Linked DNA regions of Mus musculus: region 2 is linked to region 1. The links are chromatin loops, found by intact Hi-C in ENCODE. Cell type or tissue: heart. All regions are shown on one strand. Each heading gives the region's core, and the rest is flanking DNA. Links, peaks and the distances in the headings are about the cores only.

Evidence for each region. Peaks named below come from ENCODE experiments on the same cell type or tissue, not always from the same donor. Only the 100,000 strongest peaks of a DNase experiment are listed, where the experiment ranks them.
Region 2: a loop joins it to region 1, with 3 times the contacts of the local background. A loop is called at or near these places in 3 of 42 quality-filtered maps.

Annotation. Positions count from the first base shown.
Region 1 is chr16:23,143,583-23,146,491 of GRCm38, forward strand. No RefSeq gene overlaps it. Among named protein-coding and RNA genes, the nearest start is that of Adipoq, 1.5 kb to the right of the region's middle. RefSeq lists an enhancer at 805-967. In heart, for the core only: no CTCF peak of the experiment used is centred there; no DNase peak of the experiment used is centred there.
Region 2 is chr16:23,897,899-23,900,807 of GRCm38, forward strand. No RefSeq gene overlaps it. Among named protein-coding and RNA genes, the nearest start is that of Sst, 8.5 kb to the left of the region's middle. In heart, for the core only: CTCF peaks have their summits at 552 (motif pointing left) and 1,182 (motif pointing left); DNase peaks (open chromatin) are centred at 513 and 1,163; H3K4me3 peaks cover 614 bases; H3K27me3 peaks cover 563 bases.

The DNA.
Region 1 (2,909 bases), core at 224-2,723:
AGCCTGGTCTACAGAGTGAGTTTCAGGACAGCCAGGGCTACACAGAGAAACCCTGTCTCGAAAAACCAAAAAAAAAAAAAAAAAAAAAAAAAGGAAGTGAAGAATAGCTGTGGATAACACAGCTTTTCTTTTCTTTATATTTCAGGCATCAGGGATAGAGGTCAGGTGTCAATGTAAATCACTCTACCACTGAGTTACACTTCTAAATTAAAGACATTTTTCCTTTCTTGAATGCCCAAAAATTTGGAGTACTGCAGGACAGGCTCACTCTTCTGCAGTTAGTGTTATGTCTCAAAATTTGATTTGAGGTTTAGTTGTTTCAGTAAATTGTCTTTTTAAAGTCATGACTAAACAATAATATACAGTGAAATTTAACCACATTCAGGAAACACTGAGGAAACTCAGGCCTGTGGGGAAATCTGGCCTTTTGTTTAAGTATCTCACTTCGCATGTAGGCGAGAATTGAGATGTGAACATGAGCTCCTGAAGGAAAGGACCACGTTTCTGTGGCTGCTTCACTCTGGGCAGTAACACATCTGTCCAGGTAAACCCAGCCTTGCTGAACGTCAATCTCAGCACTTGGGAGGCAGAGGTGAGAGTTTGAGGCCAGTCTGATCTATAGAGCAAGTTCCAGGATAGCTTGGGCTACACTGAAAAAACACTGTCTTGAAAAACAAAACAAAACAAAACAAAACAAAACAAAACAAAACAAAACACCAAAAACCAAAAAAGAAAAAAAAAAACAGGAAAAGAAAAGAAAAAAATCAAAATAAAACAAAGCCAAAAACAAAGCAAAAAAAAAAACCACCCAGCAAAAAACCAAACCGCCTAGCCTCAAGACATGTGTGGTTGAATGTTTTTCACTTCTAGTCGCTAAGCAAGTGTGTGTTTTTACACAATGCCCTCTGTGGTGAGTGGCGGATTCCCCTGAGAGTTCACCAAATGATAGGCTTTCACAATGCTCCCGGGTGTCTACCAGACCCAGCAAAGTATTGATGTGGTTTTGGGGTGAAAGTCACTCTGTCTTGTGCAATAGTTAGAATCTGCTGAAACCAGCAGTGTTCCTATATGGGACAGGGGTCCAGAGCTAACCCGGAGGCTATAACTGAGCAGAGGTGAAGACCACGAGGCATTGGGGAGCGTATGCCCTTTGTGGTCAGAGAGATCTAGCTTCGTGCCTTGGGTCTGTGTCTCTCCCTCTTACTGGCTTCTGGCTTCTTCATTAAGTGGGAGACAACCACAGGTATCTGTATGGGAAGACTCGACTACCCCTTGACTCAACATTGCTTGTTACTTACTTTGTACAAGATACTACTTAGTCTAGGGGTTATGGAGCATAACCTCAAGTAGGTAAAGCCCCTGCTCCAGCGTGTTTGCATTCCAGTAAGAAGCGAAAGACAGTAACACACATACAAAATAAGTAAGAAAATGCAACAACAGCAACAACAACAACACACACACACAAAGTAAGCAAAACGCTAAGGGAAAGATAGAGAGTGATACAGCTTTGAGTTGCTGTAGTTCTTCTCTCTCCTTTGCTTCATACAGTTTGCTTGGGAAGTGTCCAGGGCCATGGGGTCACAACTAACAGCCCTTGGAAATGAGCTTGTGTCCTTAATCTTCATGACCTAACGTGATTTCTCTAGAAACATCAGTGCATTAACAGGAAGACAAGATGGAAGATCATATTTTGGCTCTCCTTCCTTGGTGGGTTGACACTGCTGGTCCTATCCACTAGTAAAAGCATGACTCTTAGGCTCTGTGTGGCCAGTGGAAGGTGGCAGTTGGAGGAAGCAGATGCTTGGCCAGCCTTTGCCTGGGAGCAGTCTAGCTCTGAGTGTCTTATTGGAGCAGCTGCTGGCATCCAGAGTTCTTTTTGGATTCACGATTTAATTCAAAAGCTTTGTGCTCCCGAGAATCAGCTCTGGTCTTTCAAAAATAAGATGTGAGTCCGCCGAGAGGCTCCCAAGGTATTGCCTTGCCAACTGCAAGCCTTTTAGGAGCAGTTTAGTGAGTGGTGACTGCTAGTTGCAGTTGGCTGTTAGCCCAGAGCTAATAATAGATAGAAAAGGTATATACTTAAGGAGTCTGGAAACTGAGGTTTATCTACTCACAGAAAATGAGTTTCTAAAAAACTAGCTTGAAACTTACCCAGAAAAATCTTAGAACATGGTTCTCCAATGTCAAGGTAAGTGTTCTGTGACACTGGGCTTGAATTATGTAGGGACCACAGATTTTAGAATTTGGACCCCTGAACTTGCTTCACACCCCACCAGGAACCTTCCTGTACAACAGCCCTCAGAATTCATCTACATGGTCTTTTCTCAGTATGGGATCCGGTCTAGCAAGTGGAGCACACCTTCTATTGCTTAAAGATTTGTTTATGTATATGGGTATTTTGGCTGCATGCATATTTGCACACCAAAAGAAGGCAGCGGATCCCATGGAATTACTGTGGGTGCTGGGAATTGAACTCAGGACCTCTGGAAGAATAGCCAGTGCTCTTAACCACTGAGCCATGCCTGCAGTCCATCTATTTTTTATTCTAGTACAGCCCCTCTTCATTCTTACTGAAATAGTAATGCCTGAACCACACAGCTTCACATTTAGTTACAAAGAAAGAGTGGGAGTATCATGTGACAATTAGTGTTGTTGACTCTCCAGGACAAACTTATGGGAAAGGGAGGTCTCCTGACCCCTGAACAATCATTTTACTTGAGGATAATTTTCATTGCACTCAGAAACATGCTGAATTATTGTCCTTACCCTTGCCCCATCTCTTGCTCTGGTAGAGAATGGCCAAAGCCTGGAAACAGGATGGCTTGACAGAAGCTCTACTTGGCTTCCCAGACCCAAGCTGGATTAAACCAGGTTCCCTAAGGAGTCTTAAGGCAGCTGCCAGGAGCAAG
Region 2 (2,909 bases), core at 199-2,698, 750 kb after region 1:
TGTGAGTCCAGAGTGCCTGCTCATTGGATTTCTCAATACTTCTTTCTCTAAGAGTTGAGGGCAGAGGCAGGGATGGGGTCAGAAATGTGCCCTAGCCTATAGACCAGAGCCTTAAAAAGCACCTCGATTTACATACAGGAAAACTGAAACCAAGCAAGCCTCTGGGGGCTGCCTGGCTTTCGCTATTCAGAACCTGATATCACTGGGCTCTGCAGTCTTTCCTGGTGACAAGTACTGCACTCATCCTTGGCTCCCTTCCCGAGTGGTCGAGGACCAAGATGCGCTCATGGTAGCTCCCGTTCTTTTCTCTGCGGACCCACAGCTGCCTAGAGCAGAGCCTAGTTTCCTGACAAGGGTATTACCCGATGGGAGAAGCTTTGGTGATTAACGGGCAGAGATGTGGAAATTGCTCCTCCAGGCTTTCCTGCTGTGTCTGTGTCCTTTTGGGTGTTTCCTAATCTCATAAATCCAGCCAGACCTGCTGTGCTGTCTCGGGCTGCTCTCAGAGGAGAGGATCCAACTGTTAAACTGAGCTCCTCTGCCCTCTGCTGGCTCCACCGATAGCAGACAGCCGTCTTAAAAGCCCAGGGCAGGTTTTCTTCATTGTTTCACTTTAAAACGTTCTCAATGTCATAGGCAAGGTGCTCGATGCAGGAGGCACACAGAAACACGCAACATCAATTCTTCCTTCAAACTTGCAGTTTTTGAACACTTCGAGTCATAGTCTGTGCTAGGCAGCCAAACAAGGTTTAACCAATAACGCGAATTTTCTTTTTCACTGAACCATGAAATAAAAAGATTACTAAAAGGGACAACCAACCATTTCTAAATGCAGTGTTATTCCCTCTGGCCTTCCCAAATAGGTTTAGGGCTCTTTGCACAGGGACGGCCAAGACAGAAGAAGCACATGTCCTTCAGGAATGCCGCCTAATTGATGCCAGAAAGTTTCCTAAGAACGAGAACTGGAAAGGAGAACAAACTTAAAAGGTAATCGATCGTTCTGGAACTCAGTCTCCTCCTGCATTAGGTTTGAACGCTCCAGTACAGACCTGTTTACAGTCAATGACACATTTCGAAGAAGCTGCTGCCTTCTCACCTTGAGATCCACAGAGCTCACATCTCTGGAGGAGGGAAAGGGATCTTGTGTATTGGGCGCGCCCCCTTGTGGCTCTTCTTTCCACTGCCTAACCGGCGCTTTCAGAGCTCGCAGTCTTGCCCCATCCTAAGAACCAAGGACCCTTCCTGACCTGCAACCCTCTCTCGCTAGTGCTCGCTAGCATATAGTTCTCAAATAGCTTCTTTTAAGCATTTACAATGGATTAGGATGCTTCCAGTTTAATCTTCAATGAAGAAATGTGTGACTGCGGGGGCTGAATCCCCCACACTGCAGAAAGCTGGGCCACTGGAGTTCCAGGCTCAAAGCTTCCCCTGCAGCTACTCAGTCCTGATGGGGTCTCTGGCAGCAGCCAGTCCACCACTTTGGGACCTGGTTCTGACCTCTTCTCTTCCACCCTTTTAGGACAAGCTCATCACAGAGCTCCCTGGCTCTCTGCTTACCGAAACGCAGTTTACTGGCTGTAGTAAACTGAGTAGTACCCTTCTCCTCAAATTCGTGTCTCCATCCTAACCTCTCTAACTTTGTGGTACATAATGGCAGCCGTGGGGAATACAAACACTAAGCCTAGCTCTCTGCTTTCCCCCTGGCTCAGAGCGGCCCAGAGAGCTGTGTAAGATCTACACTACACTGGGATCATGATTCCGGCCCACCTCCACTGCATTCCTAGAGCCAAGCTCAGACCTCCAAGTGCTCTCTCCCAAAGAGTAGGCTGTGCCAGGGACTCTGGAGGCTAATCTTACCACTGTCACATAGGGCAACCCTACTCCCCCTCCCGACAGCCATCTGACTCCATCTCAATCAATTCCAATCGGCGCCATGATGCATCTCTTGTTGACCTGTAAGCCAGGCTTAGAACTGCCACAGTAACGGTGGACTGGGTGTGAAGATTTAAGTCTCAAGGACTGAGATTTGCTCAAACCATATCGAATTAAAGAAAGGCAGATGTTTCCTGGAACATTAGCAATGTAATGATGAGGGGCTTGGGGGTATTTTTTCCCCAATCCAATAGCATTCTAGAAAATATACTATCTGAGGAGACAAGGTCAAAAGGAGATTGAGCAGGAATATTTTGTATCTACTCAGCTTTGAGGCAGTACATATCACCATCTGCTTTGATTGCTGATGGGGACTCATCCCTCCCACTCTCTCATTTACCCTGGCTCTGCATCTCTTACTCAGGAAAACTTTTGGATAAATTGACGAACCAATGCCATGCCTTGGGAAAAAAATAAACCATTGGCTAAGCAACATTTGACAGCAGGAGTCACGGGGAAACAGATGTCAACGTTGGGTTTCTACCAAGAGTTCTGCTTCAGCAGAAAACTGTGTTCTTAGATTGCCACAAGAGGAGAAAGGAGCCCCAGGCAGGAAGGAGTCCTGCTGCGTGTAGTGAGTACAGAAGATGCTCTGAAGATGTTCTCTCCATTCCTCCAGAGCCTCAGCCTAAGCTCATCTAATGCTATGTCTTTGTGGGCAATCCCCATTTTCTTCTCTTAAAAGGAGTAAAAGGAGGCCAGACTTTTTTTTTTTTTCTTGTATCCAGAGCACTCTGCCCGTCAGGCAAGTGTTCTCTCAGTGAGTTATAGCACAGACCTTCTGTACACTTGTGACAACTTCATAGGACTAAGGCAAAAGCATGCACCCTGACTTCTAAGAAGCCACAGGACAAAGGGGCAGTCATACTCCTAAATAATTCTTTAACAAGACGTATTATATGCTTGCTTGTTTTCCATTAGAGCAATTACCTTATTATCTGTCGGTAGTTTGCCTGCCTGTTGGTCCCTTGTTAAAA